Regions from separate parts of the Homo sapiens genome. Here regions 1 and 3 are each linked to region 2. Evidence: chromatin loops called from intact Hi-C (ENCODE). Cell type or tissue: PC-9. All regions are shown on one strand. Links, peaks and the distances in the headings refer to the core of each region. The heading gives the core; the rest is flanking DNA.

Region 1 (7,196 bases), core at 1,308-6,307, 1.3 Mb after region 2:
CTGGGAACCAAATCAGCTGGTTAATGCCAGGTTTAAGGGGAATAATAGTCAAGCAGTTTGCTAAAGTCTTCTGGAGTTTGTACTTGTATTACTCAGCAGCTTTGGGCATACATGGGCACGCACACTCTAACACAATCAAAGCGAGAAGCTACAATGTTTTCTGAATTTGGTATCAGAATATCAAGACGATAATTTTCTACTTTTCAATTTTTTGGAACTACTACGTTAATCTTTATGAAAGTTTGTAGTAAATAATTAAAATACTTAGAGATATGTAAGAAAACACAATGAATTCCTCAGGCATAGTGTGATATTCCATTTTATAAAGTTCAATTTAGGGAGAAAATTTGAAATGAAAAATCTTACGTGAGTAAGTAGTGCCACAGTGTGGTTACAATTGATAATTTATTTCAGTTCCTGTGCTTTGAATAACCGATAATCCAAGCTAAGACTTCTGTAATCTAAAAAACTCCCTTCTCTACCAATATCAATGATCCTGACTTCACAGGTCTACACAATCAGTTATATTGCTCACGCATATATTTTCAATAGACCACTTTAATAGCTCACAAAGTACTTCATAGCTATCTTGTCAATTACAAAGGACAGATATTAAAACCTTCATTTTTTAAACAAGAAAAACTGAAACTCAAAATATCTGGCTGTTAATGTTTATAAGGCACTTAAATGACAGAGATGAGACTAAACCTTCAGCTTCTGGGTCCTTGTGAGTACATCTTGATGAATACAAGAACATGTGGGATTAGGGGTCAGAAGTCCAGGGCTGCCAACTAAGCTCTGTCACATGATTAATTGTGTGCTATTAAGCAAGTCACTTAAATCCGTAAGTTCTAGTTCTTTTTCATAAATAGAAAAAGGAAATGGTATTTGCCGTGCCTATCTTTGGAGACTGTTGTATCAATCAAATGAAATATAGTCCATAACAGATCTTTTTACAGACTGTGAAGCACTATAAACATTAGTGTTTTTATTACTTCCTTGCTACCACCACAATATGAAAATGCTTCCACAATAGACTAAGAATTACTAGGAGTAAAGAAAATCCAGTAAACACTGTAACTGTAACCTAAGCTAAAATGCCTGCTTAAATTATTCATTCAAAATTGGGATTTTTATGTCAGCCTGAAAAATACTAATGATCAATTTCTTATTGGTATGCACTCCCTTAAGGATGCAAATTATATTCTTGGTCTAGTGAAGACCCTTCACCATATATAATATATGTATTTTACATGTGTTAAAACAGAATCTGTGGTATAGGAAGTTTTCCCTTATCCTCAACTTTTACTTTAAATGTGGGGCTACATGTGCAGGTTTGTTATATGGGTATATTGCACTCACATAGTGAGCACAGTGCCCAATAGGTGGTTTTTGACCCATGCCCTCCTCCCTCCCCTTCTAGTAGTTTTCAGTGTCTATTGTTCCCACGTTTATGTGCATGGGCGCTCAGTGTTTACCTCCCACTTATAAGTGAGAACATGAGGTATTTGGTGTTCCGTTCCTGCATTAATTTGCTTAGAATTATGGCCTCCGGCTCCATCCATGTTGCTGCAAAGGATATGATGTCATTCTTTTTATGGCTGTTTAGTACTCCATGATGTATACGTACCACATTTTCTTTACCTAATCCACCATTGATGGGCACCTAGCTTGATCCCACGTCTTTGCTATTGTGATGCATGGGGATGAATATACAGATGTACGTGTCTTTATGCTAGAATGATTTATATTCCTTTGAATATATATTCAATAATGGAATTGTGGTTCAAATGGTAGCTCTGTTTCAAGTTCTTTGGGAAATCCCCATACTGCGTTCCACGTGGCTGAACTAATTTACATTCCCAAAAAGGTAGCTTTTAAATACAATTTTATAGTAATTACTGATATTAGATAAATCTTAATAAAAACCTTCAAATGTTGTACACAAAGGAAATCAAGATAGCTCACAGGACTTAGCATTATAACAAGCTTAGATTAGTTAGCTTTTTAAAATTGGCTAGAAGAAAAGAAAACTACCTCTTGTGAAGTAGGTGAAAATTCTAACTTCATAAGATGTTCTTAAAAGCATCATCAAGGTCCTGGCGCAGTGGCTCATGCCTGTAATCCCAGCACTTTGGGAGGCCGAGGTAGGCAGATCACGAGGTCAGGAGATCGAGACCATCCTGGCTAACTCGGTGAAACCCCGTCTCTACTAAAAATACAAAAATTAGCCCGGAGTGGTGGCAGGTGCCTGTAGTCCCAGCTACTCAGGAGGCTGAGGCAGGAGAATTGCTTGAACCTGGGAAATGGAGGTTGCAGTGAGCCAAGATCGCACCATTGCACTCCAGCCTGGGCAACACAGCAAGAGCGAGACTCTGTCTCAAAAAAAAAAAAAAAGGATCATCAAGATGGTATATTTCATGCACTTTTCAGATGCTCTTCAATTTCCATAACTCACCATATTTGGTTTTGCTTACGTCATTAGTTTTTAACCATAAAATAAGTTCTAGAAAGTTCTTAAATAAGATTGTCTACATATTCTATATTACATTATTGTCATAAAATTAACATAATGACTTTAAACTTAAAAACGTTTTCCACATTCACAAAAACAATGTAATTAACTTAGGAAGTTTAAAACTTTGTCTTTAAGCATTGTTTTAACACTTGCATCTGGGTGGGTGCGGACAACATTGGAAAAGTGTGGAGAGGAAGAAGAAGACAGCTTTTTTTGATACATTTTGGACCAGTCAGACAATATCTTAGTCCAATGGGTAGCAGTGTTTATACATATTCAGGTAAGATTAAGGTTCATTCAGCAAACTGCTATTGGTTCCCTGTATGTAACAGGCACCTCTGCCAGGCTAAAGACCCCATTCCCTGTGCTCAGAAGTGCCCAGAGAGATTGGGAGACAGACACATGAATAAACTATTGGACAATGGGCTCGTGCTGTACTGGAGATGTGCACGCAGGGTGCAGAGATGTAGGGAAGAATCACAGAGGAGATGGTCTTCTCTGCCCTTAGGATAAAGGGGAAGTGGAAGACCTGACCAAGAAGGTAACACCTGGGAAACAGGATCTCAAGAAATTCCAAGCCCAAGGATAACAAGTAAAGGTGTGGTTGAAAACAATGTTAGAAACTGGGAGGTGATTCTGTCTAGTGTGTTTGGTAGGCCATTTCTAGGTCTCCATTATGTCTTTTCCATTACTCTGTTTTGTTATCGTGTATCTTTAAAGTGTTTTGCAGCAGAAAATAAAACAAGGAAAAGAATGGTTGAATCACTTTTTAAAAATCATGCATTACATTATTGTGATCCAGGGATATCCTATTATGTGTTTATTCCTAAGTGTAAGACGTGTCTTCAAGCTATTGCATTGGAGAGGTACCGTGTTTGCATTAGAAGACAAACGGCCTAAAAAAGGTGCACAATTTTTGGGAGAATGCTTCCATCTAGTGGTCAAATTGAGAAATTCACTTACATGTATTCGTTATATTTCTTAAAAATATTTGTTAATCTGTTATATACCAAATCAATATGTTTCTGTTCATTAATAGTTAATAATTTCTCATTTACTTTTAACTATTGGAGGATATAACAATTTAATTTTATTTGGCCTGTTGGTTCTCAAGGAGGTAGTGTCTCCAAAGAAAAATAAGATCCTCAAAAGAAGGCCATATTTGTTAAAGCTTTCATACACCTTGTCTCATTCAATATTCAGAGCCACATTGTAAAAAAATAAAAACTTTTACTATTATTCCATTTTATACATAAAGAAATGGAAACATAACAGGGTCAGTAATTTCACCTAACACCACCATGCAAAGAATTAACTTGTCAGGATGACTTCAGTTCTGGTGTTCTTTTCTCTTGATGCATTAAAGATGATTATTTTATCATTAACTCTGTTGATAAAGTTACAAGTTCTTTATGTGATGTGAGTAACATCTGTTTTGTAAGTTTGGAATGTGAAATGCATAAGGTCTTCATAATGTAGATGAATTAGTCAGTACAGGCTACTTAATGATGGAGTAACAAACCCAACTCTTAAATCTCAGTAGTTTAACATGATGGAAGTGTATTTCGCACTTTGGTTCAGCAATAAACTCACATCTTCCATTGTCTAGCTGAAGGGAAATGTAAAATAAAAGGTAGCAAATTGAAGGTTTGGGGAGGATTATGCTCTGCTGCAGAGATGGATTCCATTTTTCTCAAATATTAAGTATATTAAAGTATATAAATATTTTTTCAAATATTAAGTATACAAAGTATAAATATTTTGGATTGTGTGGGTTAGAAAAACATTTATGTGCTTTTGCTTTTTTTTCCCTTTCAAACAGCTTCTCGCTCTGTTGCCCAGGCTGGAGGGCAGTGGCATAATCATAGCTCACTGTAACCTCAAACTCCTAGGCTCAAGCTAGCCTCCCGCCTCAGCCTCCCGAATAGCTGGGACTACTGCTACTACTGCACAATGACACTCAGCTAATTTTTAAATCTTTTTGTAGAGACAGAGGTCTCACTCTGTTGTGCAGGCTGGTCTTGAGCTCCTGGCCTCTGGAGATCCTCCTGCCTTGGCCTCCCAAAGTGCTGGGATTACAGGCATGAGCGCTGCATCTGGCCTGCTTTTGCTTTTATTTGTATTTTTTTTTCTCTGAGGGACCTCAAGATCACAGAATTGTATTAATCTTAATCCTTGGCTCATGGCACACTTATTGATGGTTTCTGCATATCTCTCCTCCATTAATTATGCATGTACGTATGTGTGTATTTTAATAATGTAACAAGCACCTGTGGACCTAACAGCCAATATGGAAGCTGAAACTTTGGCAATCAGTCACATCTAGCTGTGTGGTCCCCATCCCTTCTATCTGCTACCCCTTTCCCAAGGTAACTACCATCCTAAATATGGTGTGCATTTTCCTTCTCTCTCTTTTTAACATGGTCTTATTCGATCTGTCTATCTGTTTTTTAAAGGCATATATTTTTATTTTAGTTATTTATCTCAATATTATGTTAGGATTCCTCTGTGTTGCTGCACATCATCACAGTTCATTCACTGAGTGTCGCATTATAGTATTTTGTGTGACTATAACAGATCATTCATCTACTGTCTTTGAGGATGTGAATTTGGGATTTTCTCCAATTTTTGCTGTTGTAAACAATGTCAGACAAGATCTCCATGTACCTTTGGGGATTCATCTCCTAATAATATTTTCTTTCTGGCCAAGCTTACATCCTCACCTGTCTCTTAAAAATGCCATTGTATTTCCTGATCCTGCACTTTGCTCCTATTTTGTCTGTCCCTCTACACTTCTTTCTGCACATGAATTCTACACATTATCCAAAGCCAGTATGAAATTTCACCCTTTCTATGAAATTTCCGATTACCACTATAATTTGTAGGATTGGTTTTTGCCTCTGAATGCTTGGGATAAAACATGTTTTATCCCAAACGCACTATTTGGTAAATATTATAACAATCATTCATTAACCACCTATAACATGCCAGACATGAATCCAAGAACTAGCCCTAGATCGTTTTATTTCTTTCTCAATACAACAGTATAATGTGGGGATTATCATTATTACTATTTTTCAGTCCAGTAATTACACATTAATCATTCTAAGGGTCTGATTGCTGAAAGGACTCAAGGCTCCGTTTATCATCACCAGGCAAGAGATACCTATGGCAATGGCAGGAGAAGGACATGCATTCAAAATGGTCCCAAAATGTTAGGCACAGGTTTCCTTGTCCTCTTTCCACTGGGTAGGGTCATACCAACTTCACTTAGTCTCTAGGTCTCAAACCACCATCAGCATCTGGAAGTCCAAAGTCCGTTCTTGGTAAGGAATCTCTCACCATAACCTGGTCACTAGGCACATCTCAGCTATGTGACCAGCCTTAACTGTTGAAACATCACCCCCTGCTCCCAACCTCTACTGAAACCAGATGCAAATCATAAATCCGGTTATTTCTAAACAATGATGACACACTGATACATCCTGCTCCAGAACAACTCACAGACCCATACAGAATAGCATTTGTCTTTAGTTAATAAGTACTATAGCATTAGCCAAGGGTCAGTAGCTCCCTGCATAAGAGCATGAACAATCCAGACCAGTTGAGATTAACCCCAACTGTGCACGCAGGTAAGGAAACCAAGGCTTAGAGAAGTGAAGTACTATCTTCCCCGAGGTCATCCCTCAAGAGTGATGGAGTTGTTCAGGGAAACTCCAGGGCCTGTGCCCTTTGGCAAGCTCTGAGCTATTCTGACTCTTAATGCAGTTAGTTGTGGCTTGCCCCATCCACAAGATAGCATGTATTATGAAGAAAAGTTGTTTGTCTGCATCTTTGTATTTCTCCCAGCATCTAGCATAGTCCTACATGTAAGTAATATGCACCAATAAACAGCTGGGCAGAATGACTAGCACACTTTCTCCTAGCTAGTGGGTAAGTTATCTCATGGCTCCCAGATGAGCAAAGCTCTGTTTTATCTCTGTACCTCTGTTCATGCGATTACTCTGACTTAGACTGTCTTCCAACTCTGCTGTCATGCACGAATCCACCCCTAAATTTTCAAGCCCATACTCATCTTCCCCTTTTCTAAACTTATATCATCATTAGCATATAATTCAGAAATTCTGAAAGTATTTTATATTTGTTTTTTAATCCAAAATAACATCATAAATTTCTTAATGACAAAGGGCTTTTATTTTATACATGTTCTTTAAAAGAATATGTGTACTGTTAGCCTTCTACGTATTATCCCCATGCCAAGAATATTGTGGATCAGCTATAGCACTTTCAGAATCAGTGTACCTATTCCTAAAAATGTGTTTTCACAGCCCAAGTGGTCACCAGATGAAATATATAGTATAATTACTTCCTTAATGTAGCCTTTGAACATCTCTAATCATTAAGGAAATGCAACTTAAAACTATAATGAGATACCACCTTGCACTCATTAGGATGGCTATGATAAAAAAAAAACGAAAATAGCAAGTGTTCTGGAGGATGTGGAGAAATTAGAACACTTGTCTACTGTTGGTGGAAGTGGTACAGCTACTGTGGAAAATAGTATGGTGGTTCCTCAAAGATTAAAATTATAATTACCGTAAGATCTAGTAATTTCACTTCTGGGCATATACCCCAAATAGTGGATAGCAGGGTATTAAATAAATATTTGTACACCTAG
Region 2 (7,196 bases), core at 1,043-6,042:
ACAGTAAGTTGAGACTCCTGATCTATAAATAAGTCTGTTCACTTGCATAATTATGAGGACTGAACAGGATAAATTTCACTCTTGTAAAAACCAATAGGCCTAGGAAAGACTCAAATCTCTATCTCAGTTTCACAGGGAGCTCTAGGGAAGCACATTCCCAAAGCAGACGTCGTTGGGTAAAAGCCAATGCCCTGCTCTAGGTCAAAATATTGCAAATTTCCTAAGCAAAATTTGTTTCTGTTCTAGAAAAATAGGTTATGTTCACCTGGATCACTTACCAAAGGCTTCTGGGATTCAATGGAATACGAGGACCTACTGAACTGTGAAGTGCTTGAAGGCAGAAAATGTATCATTCATTTTTAAAATCCCTGACATTAAGCATAGGGACTGGTGGTGCTGGTGGTGGTGGTGGTGATGATGATAATGATGATGACGATGATGATAGCAGCAACTGTTCATTGAGCACTTACAATGTGTCAGGGACTTTGCTGTTTCCTTTACATATATTAATTCATTTATAACTCAGTATTATATATACTTATATACTTATATATTTACTACTTACAGTATATATATATAATATATATTATATACATTAATTCATTTATTACTCACAGCAACCTGTGAGCCAGGTACTATTAACAACCCTATCCTACAGATGAGGACACTCGGTAATAAACTCAGAGTTTAAGTAATGGCCAAAGCCAGAGAGTTTAAGTAATGGCCAAAGTCATACCTCTGGTAAATGGTAGAGACAGGATTCAAAGCCAGGTCTTTCTGAACCTGTAAATTGCACTACTCCTGAACCTGTAAATTACACAACTATGACAATATAGCCTGCTACATGGTAAATGTTTAATAAATGTATTTGGACAAAACTGAGCAGGTGTAGTGGAATTGGTGGGATAATTTTCTCCCTACTTTCAATTTCTATCTGACTTGCGCAGGCATTTGTTTGTTACAGACCACATTCTTGTGATTGTTATTGTGATGGTCTTAGTTCTCCAAACTACACTACAAGTCTCTTGAGGGCAAGACAACATATTCTTCACAATAATAATAGATGCTGTATTATGCTCCATGCTTTATACATTTTTAATCCTTATAATGGATCTGAAAGGGATATATTAGCATTTCCATTTTTCGAATGAGGAAACAAATGCAAAGGTGAATGACTTGCCTGTGGCTACCAAGCTAACAGTGGGAGATTCAAACACCTTCTGTCTGCCTCACATTTTTCCACTTTGCTCTGCTGAAAGCCAAACACTTACATTACCCAGCTCTAGAGATTTAGCATGGTCTAGGATACTTGAATATTATTGTCTCAGTTACTCTTCATTCAGAGCTCTCTCTCCTGGCTAGACTGGTGAAAATCATAGAGCTCTGGTAGATGAGGAATAGGGAGGAAAAAGATATCACATTTCTGGTCTGGTTTGGTTCTCTGATCTCATTTGCTTGGATGGGCTACAGAAAATCAGCAGTGGGGGTCGGGGAATTGGGGGCCAAAGTTTAGTTACTTAAGAGAGCTGGACAGAGGAGAAAACCCTCCACTTTCTTTGTCCCATCTGCCACACCCAAGAGCTGGCATCACACCACTGCTGACATGTACAGTGTCTGTTGGCTGGGCTGAGAACCCCATGTAACCTCCACAGCTAAGGTGTCCTTGGGGGATACAGGCCAATTTCTCCAGCAGCCCCAGGTTCCAGAGGGACAATAATGTCTCATCAGGTCCTAACACTGTCATGTGCTACCCCTACTACTGGGGTTAGAATGTTTCACTAGGATCCATAATATCTCCTAGCTATGTAGTCTCACCTCCCTACAAATCTGAGATATGGTTTCTGACACAAGGGAAGGGTATCTGTTAGACTGTAAAGATGTACCACTTTTATTCTCAGCTAGAGGCCTTCTCTTTGGGGTGATGACCAGCTAGTAGCTGCAGGTGTGGGAAAGGGTTGCCTTTTCTTGATACTTGGCCACCTTTTACGAAAGAATGCAAAAGTGAGCCTAAAGACAATAAATATTAGATAGAAGAATAGATTCCTAAGAATATATTCCTTTCTAATATTAGAAAGAGGAATAGATTCCTTGGCCAGTCAGCCTCTGTATGTCTGAAATCACCCAAAGAGTTCTACTTAAAAAAAAATGTTTAGATTGAGTTATCCAGTTAAAATCAAACTCTCCAGGCTGACTGATATCAATGGCTCATATGTGCAATTGGCTTTCCTCCTGGTTGTAAGCAAGAGGACAAGGACCACATCTTCCCTGTGCACCCAGCATAACATGGCCCCTAGCAGGTGCTCCATAGGCACTTGTTGTACACATGTACAACAGTAATTATGGCTTGTTGTAATTATTCAACTTGTTGAATGAAGGTTGAACATCATCAGGAGAGACTCACTTGGCCTTCGTCTGTGGAAGCAAAGGATGAAAATGTAATAGAGAATAATAGAATAGAGACATCTTCATGGTCCCTGACTCCCAGTAAAGCTAGGATCTTTGTACCTAATCATAAGTAACAGGGATATTCTGAAGGGGTTCTGTGGCCCCTTGACAATCATAAGTGATTTTGAGAAATAAATATTTTGACATCTAGTCCCAAAGCATTAGTCATGAGACTGACAATCATTGATGAGACAGTGGAAATGTGGAAGTTGGCACTGGACTATGAAAATGCAGTTCCGTGGGACTTGGATGAGGCATGACAGCCAGAAGATCAGCTTCAGACACGAAACCCTTCCTCCTAGCCCCACCAAAATTATTCTTCAGTGTGTAGCTCCATTGCATACGGGCTGGGGATGAGCCTTTTCCTCTATGTTGCTCCCTTGATTCTCTTTCATGCACATTCTTGGCATGTCACAGACTCTCCCCAGCCTTGAATTCTAGCCCCATTCCATCTCATCTGGGGCAAGTCTCACAATTCCTCATCTATTCAGTGTGCACAATTCATATCTGCTGTACCTGACTCAGGATTCCTGGGAGAATCAAATGAGATTATTCATTCGGCTTTTCAACAAATATTTGTTGAGTAGTTGCTGAATAACATAGTGTAAGGGAGACTGTGAGAGATAATGATGAATCAGACTGCGTCTTACCCTCAGGGACCCAGGCAATGTACAAGGCGAGACAAGTTCACATTCCAAGGTGAAATCGTCAGTCCAAGAGAGGACCAGATACTGGGCTATGGGAGCTCAGAGGTAATATGGATTATTCCAGCAGGAGGTAATAAAGAGGGCTCCAGAACAGAGGCTGCTGTTTTTGGGCTGAATTTCCAGAGTTAAAATGCAAGCAGTTTGGAAACAAAATTGGTACACAAATATTGGGCATAGGTTATAAATACCTAATTTATGGAATTCTCTATGTCCCAGAGTAATGCCTACCTAAACTCACATAGATTTCAAGCAAATAACAGATAACATTTATGGAGTACTCTTGCAGTGCAAGATACTATATGCTTTATATTTGAGAACTCAACGTAATCTAAGCAAAACCCTAAGAGGCAAGATCTAGTATCAAATCCACATTGCAAATGAGGAGAATAAGGCACTGAGGGGTTGAGTTTCTTGCTGAAGGTCACACAGACAATAAATTATACAGCCAATATTTAAACTCAGGTGGTCAGAGTTCAAATACTGCTTCTCAGACAAAGGAACAAAAATAATAAAGTCATTGCTCAAATAATTCAGTCCCTTCACAGAACTGTTATTTTGAAAAAAATAAATGTTGGATCCTGGTGAATTATGGCAAAATTTATCTGGGAAATTACATTTCAGGTTGAGAACGTACAGGAATAAAGCCTCTTTCTTCATAGGCATCATTGAAGTCATTCCAGAGTATTTTGTGCTATGGCCAGTAGATGGCAGAAAGTGACAAGAAAAGGACTGGAAACTGGGACCCCCCCCCCCACCACACACACACACACACACACACACACACACACACACACACACACACTAGCTCCCTGCTTGCAAAACAAAATGCATTTTGCCTACAATATATTTCGTTTAGAGTAGCAAACACTTTCTCCTTCCTCAAAGCGAGCTCCAGAGTAGAAACTGCAATTGTGTATTTGAAATTCTCCAGTCACCAAATCCAAGAAAGGTGAAGAGGAACTGCCCCAGTGGCGTCTGCGAGGCGTTTCCTCTATAAAGCTGTCGTCCCTAGCTCTGGTCAGTGCTGACCAAGTCACCCTGGCCTCCTCCCCGGCCCCTTTTTCTACTGCAGGAAAGGCTGGAGCTTCGGAAGAGATAACATCAGGGAAGTACTTGGCAACTATGAAGAGTTTTACCCATGTTAAAACAAAAGCCAGCAAAGCATTCCTTCAGTAAAGATATGTTAAGCACCTATCGTGTGCTGGGCTCTGGGCACAACCAAAAGCTTGGCAGCTGCTATTTAACCTCCTCCTGCTTCACCAGCAGCAAACTGTTGCCAAATGAGCCTAAAAAGAAATTAGTTCCATGGATTCCTTTGCTGAGTAATTCTGCAGTGAAAATAAGAGAAATCAGACACACTGGAAACTTTTAATTACAAGAAAACCTGGGGAATCCTATTGCCGTCTTAGATTTTAAAAGACCGCTCTAAGTATTGAACTCAGAAGCTTTAAAAGGAAAAGATATTATTAGACTTGACTACATAAAACTTTTAATCATCTGAACTTCAAAAAGCACTTTGAAAATCAGAAGAAAAAATAAAAAGCTGTAAAACATATGACAAAGAATTAATGTTCTTAAATATAAATATTCTAAGAGCTCTTATAAATCAATAAATGTATAGATCAATAAATCCTGTAAATCAATATTCTTATCAATTGATCAGATGGGCAAACGGCATGAAGAGGCATATCACAGGATAAAATGGAGCAAAGGGCCAATGAAACATTGGAAATGTGCTCAATTTAATTCATAGTAAATAAATACAAATTTAAATGGAAACAATAGTTTATTTTTCACCCCTGGGTATGGAGTCAGCCTTCTCCTGGGGTATTGGTAAGTATAAGTTGGCAAAACTTTTTCAAGAACAATTTGACAACATTTAGGAATATGTTTGCATTTCCTTGACTTAGAAATTCTGGTCTTCTCTGCCTCCCTCACTCAGGTGCACTCAGTCAGTCCTGTATCTTTCAACATGTCTCATAGACTGACAGTGGCCAAATTAAGTCTCCAGCCCTGACCTCTCCTCTGCACCCCAGGCTCCTTTCTGAACACCTCCCTTTGGATGTGTAATAAACACAGCAAACATCAGTCCACGATGGAATTCTTTTTCCTTTCCCCTACCTTCTCAAAACTGCTCCTGCTCCCCATCCCCTCTTAGTAAATGGCCCTGCCACTCAGCATATTAGTGAAGTCCCGGAACCCTGGAGTTATCCTTGATATGCTCTTCTGTCCTTGAACCTGCCACATTTCCATCTTTGATTTCCTGTTCCAGAATGTTCTCTCCCTTGCTTCATCAAGTCTCTCACCAGAGAAGTCTTTCCTGACCACACACTCTGGAATAGTAACTCTGTCACTCTCCATTCCCTCCACTGTCTTATTGTTCTTAGCTTACGTCACCACCTGATGTCATGACTCTTGCCTGTCTAGGCACTACTGTATAAGCGCCACTGAAGCAGGATCTATATTGTCTTCAACACAGCATTCCTAGTGCCTACCACATTTCTTGGCACATAGTGGGCTCTCAAAAATCAGTGTGGGATGAATGAATCCAGGACTTACCCTACAGATGTGTGTATGTGTGTATAAATATATATTCAATTAACTATGCCTTAATAGGGACTAGTTAAGTGGATTATAATTTTTTAAAACCCTCAGTTTCCTCATACAAAAATAGGATAGAAAAAAGTACCTATCTCATATGGTTTTTGTGAGAATAAAATAAAAATGACACCTGGTACTTGGTACATAGACACATTCAACAAATGTTAGGTACTGGCAGCTCATCACTGCTTGGCAGCCGATAAAAAGAATGAGTTAAATCAAATGTACTGACCTGGAAGATGTCCACAACATATGGTTAAATTAAAAAACCAAGGTTGCAAAGCAATGTGAATACTATGCTCTTAGGGAAAGGCCCAGAAGGAGTTCAGGGAAGCATCTGAAGGTGATGGGTGGCTGTGGTAGCCACCTATGGTGAATGAAGTTCACAGAGAAAGGTCTGGGGAAGAGAGAAGAGACCAGGCATGTAACGTATTTGCTTAAATATGCTTCTGTATGGTTTGAATGTTTGGCAAAGCATATTGATACTTTTACAATATTTTTTAACTTTAAAAGCAGATAACGCCCCAGAGAACTACTCTGTTGTTACGCTGTAACAGGGAAATGTGTTGAGCTTCCAGGCTGCTAAAGAAATTTTGCCCCAGCCTGCCTTGAATTTTTGTAGGTAAAACCTGACACTACAGGAAAAGTTTGGGACAAGTTTAGCAAGCATATTCTACTCAAGTCTGGTGAGAAAACTGTAATTGTTAGATTTGATTTTTTAAGCAATACCACAGGATGGCTAGAAGGATTCGATGAATTGGCAAATGTGAAACATGGAGCCCTTGTACCTAATGGCTGTCCATTAGATACCAGCTGTGTCAGAATGTGATGCAGACAGGAACATTTTCAAGGACTGGGGAGAGTTATTAAATTGCATTTGCTGTTTGTTCTCCTTCACTGAACAAATATTTATTGAGCATGCACTATGTGCCAGGTGCTGGGCCAGACATAGGTATTCAGCAGGACCAGACAGACTTCATTTTTGCCTTCAGGGGAATTCCCTCCTTTTGTACTCATGCAACTGCAATGCTTCCAGGGTTAGGCAGGATTTCAGGCAGCCTGGTTATTCAGGTAGCATGCTTATCTTCAGAGCTGTGGGTTTTCTGTCTAGAATTAAACTACAAAGTGATGAAAGCATAAGGACTATCTCTAAATTTGGAAATTTAACCAGGATCTTTCTTGAGCAATGAAATGGCATGAAAGTAGTTCCCAAATAGCAGTATTCCAAAAGTGCAATGCTAATGAAACAACACACTACAATAGCAGGAGTTGTATTCCACCCTTTATGTAGCAGGGATGAAGACTACAAGGAGAAAAGTCCACATGTTTGGTGAAAAGTAGCCCATTACCTAAGGAGAGGATTCTCTTACAAGTAAAATAAAAACTCAAGCCATTACACCTATGTACAAGAGTCAAAGTTCCATGGGCCCTTCTTGACCTAGG
Region 3 (7,196 bases), core at 1,083-6,082, 930 kb after region 2:
CTTAGTTGTCTTTGAAAGTTGTTTTGTTGATTTCTTGCTAAAATCCTGGGTTCCAGCATTTGCTTTTCTAATAGACTAAATTTAGGATGAAGGATGTAATCTGAGGTAGTCATCATAGCTGTGAAGAGATTACAGAAAGGGGAAAACACACTAAGAGTCCACATTTAGAGCAAGGGTGGGCCTTCTCATAATTATCTTTTTTGTGTTTGTACTTCACTTCAAGATCAAATGAGAAAGTGTGTAGGAAACTAAGGTGCGAAGACGAAGTGTGATGTGGAATAGTGGCTTTCATATTTCTTCTCTGCCTCCCAGGCCCTAGAATCCTTTTTTTTAAATTGAATTTCTAACATGTATAAAACAGATAAATAGATCTATTTGTGCATGTGCTATGCGTGTGTGTGTCTGTGTAAGTGTATCTGTGGTGAGGCAGAAGTGGAAGTGTTTTGTATCCAAGGGAAGGCTGCCTGTTTCTATAGGAGGGCAGGACTTTGAGGTCACACAGATTTGCCTTTGTACACTGGCTGGGCCACTTTTGATTTGCCCTTAACATTGTAGGCCTTGGTATCAGTGGGTTTTAAAATGTCATAGGTCAGAAAAATTATGGCATTAGATTGAAAGACTTGCCTTTTGTATGGTCTCTTGTGTAACAGTATTTAGCATGTGGTATGTGCCAGGTTTTAAGTGTTTTACATATGTTATGAAATTTCATTCTTATAACAACCCTATAAGGTGGTTGTTTCCATTATTCACATTTTTGGATAAGTACGCCAAAGCATTGAGAAATTAAACAATGTGCCTAATCATGCAGCAGGCACATGCCATTGTGGTGTTTTAAGCCTACAGAGCCTAGCTTGTAGTGTTGGCACTTATAACCTCTTAACTCTGACCTCTGCCTCTAGTGGCCAGGGGAGCCAGACCTGTATTGAATTACATTTTGAAAAATGTAGAGTATCTATGTTGTACCACAAATTTTAAGTGAACTGATGATATATGTTCGCCTTTCCTCCTAATGGTTTAGGGACTTAGTTCTAAGACCCTATCTTTCTAAGTGGAAGGGCTATGCCATTGTTGCCTTTGGAAAACACTTTCTACAAGTAAAAATCGTCACCTTTGGAAAATTACTGTCTACAAGTAATTTGCAAGAAATCAGTATGAAAAACACTGGACTATATCTCTGATGTGTCTCCCAACACTTTGTTTACTTGTAAATATTGAATTAAGTAAAGTATATCTGCCTTTACCATGTGTGAGAAAACCTTGTATGATATTTAGGCTAAATGGCATTACTCTTTTGATGCTGAGGGTACAGTTTTTAAAAATGTAAACATATGCCCTTTTTTCTAATGTGTATCTTTTAAAAACTAAGATACAGAAATAAATTATTTTGAAGATATTTGTCAAAATAAAAGTGTACATGGGAGCCGAATCCCATACCAGAGATGAATTTTAAAAATGGTAATGGATATTGCATTAAATTGAGTTTAATCGATGCCCCTTAATGGTTTTAGTGATGTAGCCTTTCATCTAAATGACCCAACTTCAGCTGTCATCACTCAGATTCAGGATCTGTATAGTTACACATCATTCAGGTGGGTTGGCTGTCACTTGCTTTCTCTCTCCTGTCTGAGACAGACAGTAGTTGATGAGTTTTGAATTGCTACCACAAGGTAATAGTCAAGGCACGGCTCGTTCCTTACACCCTTATTTCAAGTAAAATTATATTCAATATAGACAGTCAGTACTTGAAAACCTTGAGTTTTATCTCTTCAATCTATTCTGCCTTATTGCCACCAATATTTCATTTTTTTTGGCCTCAGTTTTCCACTTTGTGTAGTGATGGGGTCAGAATTCTATTGGCTGTGTCTATGCTTACATTTAATGATTTTGCTTAAAAAATTCAGAGGCTTTTCCCACCTCAGTTCGTGGTGGTTTATATTGTGAATATAAAAATTAATAGGCCATCTTAAACAAGATACGGTCGAGCAATTCTGTGAGGGATGTCAAAGTTAACGCCTTCAAAATAACAGGCTTTGCTGTCATAAAATTATTATACCACTTACTAATGAAGGATTAAATATTCTCACAGCTGCTAATGTCTGTTTGGCTAGGAGAATGAAAGGTGAACAGTAATTTAGAGCACTTCATTTCACAGATTATTTGACTGAATATCAAGTAGCTGTTTTCTATGGTTGCGTATTCTGCAAAGTGAAGAGTGTGAAAAGAGAATTTTGACTCAACCACTCCTTACTTGAAATATGTTTCAGGAGAGAAAGTGCTATCATCATTAGCATCATCATCATTGCCACCATTATTTTTTATTGACATCAGACCCTTATTCTGAGCTTCAGTGGTACTACCTGAGCTATGCTTGGTGGCCATGAAAGTGACTTTAGCTGGCTGATACTCATGGACTGCTTACTATGTGGCATGCTTCATGCTAAGTTCTTTATGTTTGTTATATTATGTATTCCTTTTACTGTTTTATACATGGGGAGACTGAGGCACATAGCAGTGTGTAACTTTCTCAGTGACAGAGTAGCAGAGCTAGGATTTAAACCAAGACACCTGGGCTCTAGAGCCTGAAGTCTTAACTGCTATGCTACGTTACCTTCAGTACACTTGAAAATAAATTTGAATAAGTCTATTTGCAGTTGAGAAAAATTACTGTGAATCAAAGATAGCATGGATTTCTTGGCACTTTAGATTACTTATGTCCACCAAGATCCAGCTTTCTAAAATGAAAAAAATATATGTTATGTCTAATGTGTTACTTTAGGACAATTTGATGACAGAGGAATTATATAGTTCTATCAGTTTACTGCTATAGTAGACTTTTATTTATTGATTTTATGGTTTATTGTTTGATGCCAAGTCTGGTCAGGAATACAACATCAAATTATATTGGAAAAGTCTTTTAACAATACTCTTTAAAGTGTGATTTCCAGAAAGTGCTTTGTGATAGAAGTTCAGATTCCTAATTTATGATCTCTTTCAATACACAGGAAAACTTAAGTTACTCAAATTTTGTGCTAAGAAATAGTTCTCCATTTCCTTAATGCTACAGAATTATTTTTCTTCTCCTCTTGGAATAAGAGGAGAATCAGATCATCAGTATTTAAATAACACATGAATTTACAGCAATTGACAGAAATATAATTTTATTACGCCTTGAACAGTTCTCTCTTGATTGGCTTGAGCTTCAGATAAAATAGTTGGCCAATATTTAGTGCTCGTGTTTTATTAACAAAATGCATATCTTTAAACACTCGAAATGAAATCCAGAATAGTTAAATATTCTCACTGTGAGACACTTGTGGAGCCTGAGAAGGACTATGAGAACAGCATGCATTTCAAATGTATTCAGGAAACAGCTGGGAAAGTTTGGAAACAATCTACAGGTAGATTATTATTGTTCTTTGGCAAAATTTCTTTGCAAAGGAATAGCCCTTCAACGTTTAGCTGCAATTCTAGGTTATATGAATGTATCTTGCTACCAAAAAATGTTTGGTAGAAGCTCATTCAAAAAATAACATAAGAAACTTGTAACTTCCTATAGATTTTGAAATTTACAACTGTCATGTAGGATTTTATTATGTAAGTTGCAACTAAAAATAGCAAGGGAGCCATCTTGTGAAATACTGTTTGAACTGCAGGCGCGGTTGTTTCTGGGCCAAGAGGAAGTTTGATCACTTAAAGTTGACACAAAATGTCAAAACATCCCTTTGATTTACCTACTTTAATCAATGCATTTGTTTTGATGCACCTATATATACATACTTTCCCAGTCTGACAAGGTAAAACAGTGCATATTTGCAGAATGGCATGTCCCAAACCAGATTTATATGTTGTAGTTATGCAACTGAGAAAAACGCTAAGTTTGAGGACCCATATCTCTCGCCTTAATCTCAAACACTTGCTCCAAGCAACTGAATTAATAGTTTAAATCTCAGCTTTAACATTTAACAATTGTTTAACTTTGTACACATTACTTCACTTCAGTAAATCTCACTTTCCACATTCAGAGAGTGGGGATAACTAGTTGTACTTAAACCTCGTAGGATTGTTGAGCAAGTTAAAATAAGCGTACACATGAAGGGATCAGCATGGTATCTGATATGCAGTGAGATTGTGAGCATTCAAGAAATATTCGCAATTACCCTTTTTATTGGTAATGAAAATTATTTTATTATTGATGAAAATATAGTAATAGAGTGATGTCATAGCTGTCTAGAAGAGATAAATCTAATCAATATTGTTCTATGTACAAAGAGACAGAGGCAGGTTTACCTCGAGACTGAAAATTAAGACTCCTCATTTGTATGGGTCTTCTTTTTAATTTTTATTCATTTTTTTTCCTACAGAGCCTCATATAGCTTGCGACCCATAAACCTTGCATCTATGACAGGGGCATGAATCAGAATCACCTCTGTAGGTATTTTAAAATGCACATGTACCATCCTCCCTTTCCAGAAGAAAATAATTTAGTTGTTCTGAAGTGGATTTTTAAAGTTCCATATATGATTTTGCTATGGATCCTTAGTTTAAAACTGGTGTTATAGAGGAACAGTGTACGATGTGTGAAAATTCTAAAATGAACAGATCTTTTCACAAAGATATTGTCTTGTAATTAGAATCATATTTTTCTGGAATCATATTTCTTCTTCAGTGTTTGATTAGGCTCTTTCCTCTGCATAACAGTAGCTTTGACTCACTTTTCTAAAAACACGAGATGTGGCCTGGCGCAGTGGCTCATGCCTGTAATCCCAGCACTTTGGGAAGCTGAGGCGGGCGGATCACCTGAGGTCAGAAATTCGGGACCAGCCTGGCCAACATGGTGAGACCCTGTCTATACTAACAAAAACACAAACATTAGCTGGGTGTGGTGGCAGGTGCCTGTAATCTGAGCTACTTGGGAGGCTGAGGTAGGATAATTGCTTGAACTCAGGAAATGGAAGTTGCAGTGAGCTGAGATTGCACCATTGCACTCCAGCCTGGGTGACAGAGTGAGACTCTGTCTCAAAAAACAAAAAACAAACAAACAAAAACACGAGATGTGATTGTCATTTCACTCTGATTTCTAAAAGGTTTGCTCTTTTTAGGTTGCTTATTGAGGGCATCTCCTAAATGTATGTTGCTCTTTTTTCTCATCCTACTTTCAACTCTTTTGCCCTGTATTATTAATGTTGTTTTTCTGCCTCTAAAGTAATTTAAATGGTTCTGTATTGAAATGATATTTTAATTATTATTTTTTTATTTTCTTTTCCTTTTTTTTTTTTTTTTTTGGCAGGGTCTTGCTCTGTTGCCCAGGCGGGAGATGCAGTGGTGTGATCATGGCTCACTGCAGCCTCAACTTCATGAGCTCAAGCAATCCTCCCACCTTAGCCTCTTGAGCTACTGGGACTGCAGGTGCATACCACCACACCTGGCTAATTTTTTTTTTCAAAGATGGGGTTTCTCCACGTTGCCCAGGCTGGTCTTGAACTCCTGGGCTCAAGTGATCCACCTGCCTCAACCTCCCAAAGTGCTGAGATTACAGGCATGACCCACCATGCCTGTACATTAATTATTTTTAAGGGTGTTTTTTTTAAATATGTACGTATCAATAATTTTGCTTTTCCTTGCTGTCCAGAATAAAATAAAAATGAGTACAAGTAATTAGAACAGTAGAACTATCTAGATCTGAATATGTCTATTCAATTAAAATATGCGGTATTAATAAAAACCTATAGATTGCTCTTTTCAATTCAGCATATTTTCTTGCATATCTGCTCTGAGCAAATCCCTATACAAGATATATAAAGGAAAGAAAAATAATTCCCAGAGATTCTCTGCTCCCAACAAGTTTATGATTAAGAAGAGAGACAAAGCCTGTAACCGAATGATGAGAGTTCACGTTAGAGTAATACATAGTTCCTCTAATGGCAGAAAAGTACTATGTATGTTGAAAGAAGGCAAGATCACAGCTGGTTGAAAGGGTAAGGAATGACTGTGTGTGAAAGTGGTGTGAGGTGGGAGGAAAGGACAGACAGGATTTCAACACGATAATTGAAGGTCCACCCTTGTGTCAGCTAGAGGGAGAAAACAACATAAAAATGAAGGAATCGGGAAAGTTCAGCTTATTTTTTTCAGCGAGTAATGATGACTCTGAAGTTTCTAAAAGGTAGAGAGCAATGGTACACCGGGGAGTCTTGGCACAAGGGGAGTGATGATTTGTGCTGAACGATTTTGGAACACTTAAGGGTTTTGAAACTACAGAATATCAAAACTGAAGCTGCGCTTTAGAAAGAGTTGGTTATTAGGAGATGGATTTGTGTGAGAAAAAACACAGACAGGCTGTTTTAATGCTTTGAGGTAGTGGCGGTGGAACTGCTAGGAAGCAGGGAAGGAGAATGGAGGGGTTGTGGTGGTAAGGAGGTCTGCCTCATTGCCTACAAAGCCTTCTGTCGTCTGAGGATGAGTGAGATTCAGGAGCTCTGGCCCTGTGGTGACAATTTATGTTATTTAAACATAATCAAATGGTGGTGATAGATGCCATGAGTGTTCGGGAGAAGGAAAAGATTAAGGTATTCCCCAGAGCACACAGAGTTAGGAGACTTCCTCGGCACATCTGTCAGTGGGCATAGGGATGCTGGAGAAGAGACAATCTTCTATGAAAAGATACTTTATGAAGAAAGTGTTGTAATGCAACCCATGAGGTGTTAAAGAAAAAGGTCACTAACAAAGAATGGCAAGACAAAGTGAGTTATGGCCATAGTTATCTGCTAGCCTTTCGCTAAGGTCAAAACTCTGAATTACTAAAGGGAGGAACATGAAATAAGCTAGTACGATTATTTTTAAAGGAAGCATGCTAATCAGAAGTTAACTCAATAAGTACGAAGTGCAGATAAAACTCATGTGCAGAAGAGATTTTGAAAGATAATCAGGAGTCACTAGTGGGATATCTTCATGTAATATTTTTCTTAACCCCACCATTTCAGTGAAGGCCACATTGAAAAGCTGTTTGACAATTAGGTCCACACTCTGAAACTTTATCAGGTATTCTTGAAAACCTCAACATTCAAGATGAGAGACTGCCTGAGTAGAATGAAGAGAGGGCTACCACGAAGCATAGACTGTAGGAAGATAACTTTAGGAAGCATTTAGGTATTGTTTAGATATCCAGTGGGAATACCAGGGCTATCATGATGACTAAAACA

The links. A loop is a pair of places that touch in the nucleus more often than their neighbours do. Peaks named below come from ENCODE experiments on the same cell type or tissue, not always from the same donor. Only the 100,000 strongest peaks of a DNase experiment are listed, where the experiment ranks them.
Region 1: a loop joins it to region 2, with 8 times the contacts of the local background. A loop is called at or near these places in 20 of 110 quality-filtered maps.
Region 3: it touches region 2 in a loop (4-fold over the local background); 2 of 110 quality-filtered maps call a loop at or near these places.

What each region holds. Positions count from the first base shown.
Region 1 is chr1:215,523,294-215,530,489 of GRCh38, forward strand. No RefSeq gene overlaps it. Among named protein-coding and RNA genes, the nearest start is that of KCTD3, 40 kb to the right of the region's middle. In PC-9, for the core only: CTCF peaks have their summits at 3,446 (motif pointing left) and 3,645; no DNase peak of the experiment used is centred there.
Region 2 is chr1:214,210,265-214,217,460 of GRCh38, forward strand. No RefSeq gene overlaps it. Among named protein-coding and RNA genes, the nearest start is that of SMYD2, 67 kb to the right of the region's middle. In PC-9, for the core only: CTCF peaks have their summits at 3,830 (motif pointing right) and 4,030; DNase peaks (open chromatin) are centred at 3,087 and 4,297; H3K27ac peaks cover 2,050 bases.
Region 3 is chr1:215,142,817-215,150,012 of GRCh38, forward strand. All of the region lies in intron 3 of KCNK2 (potassium two pore domain channel subfamily K member 2), which reads left to right. Among named protein-coding and RNA genes, the nearest start is that of KCNK2, 64 kb to the left of the region's middle. In PC-9, for the core only: a CTCF peak has its summit at 3,636; a DNase peak (open chromatin) is centred at 3,615.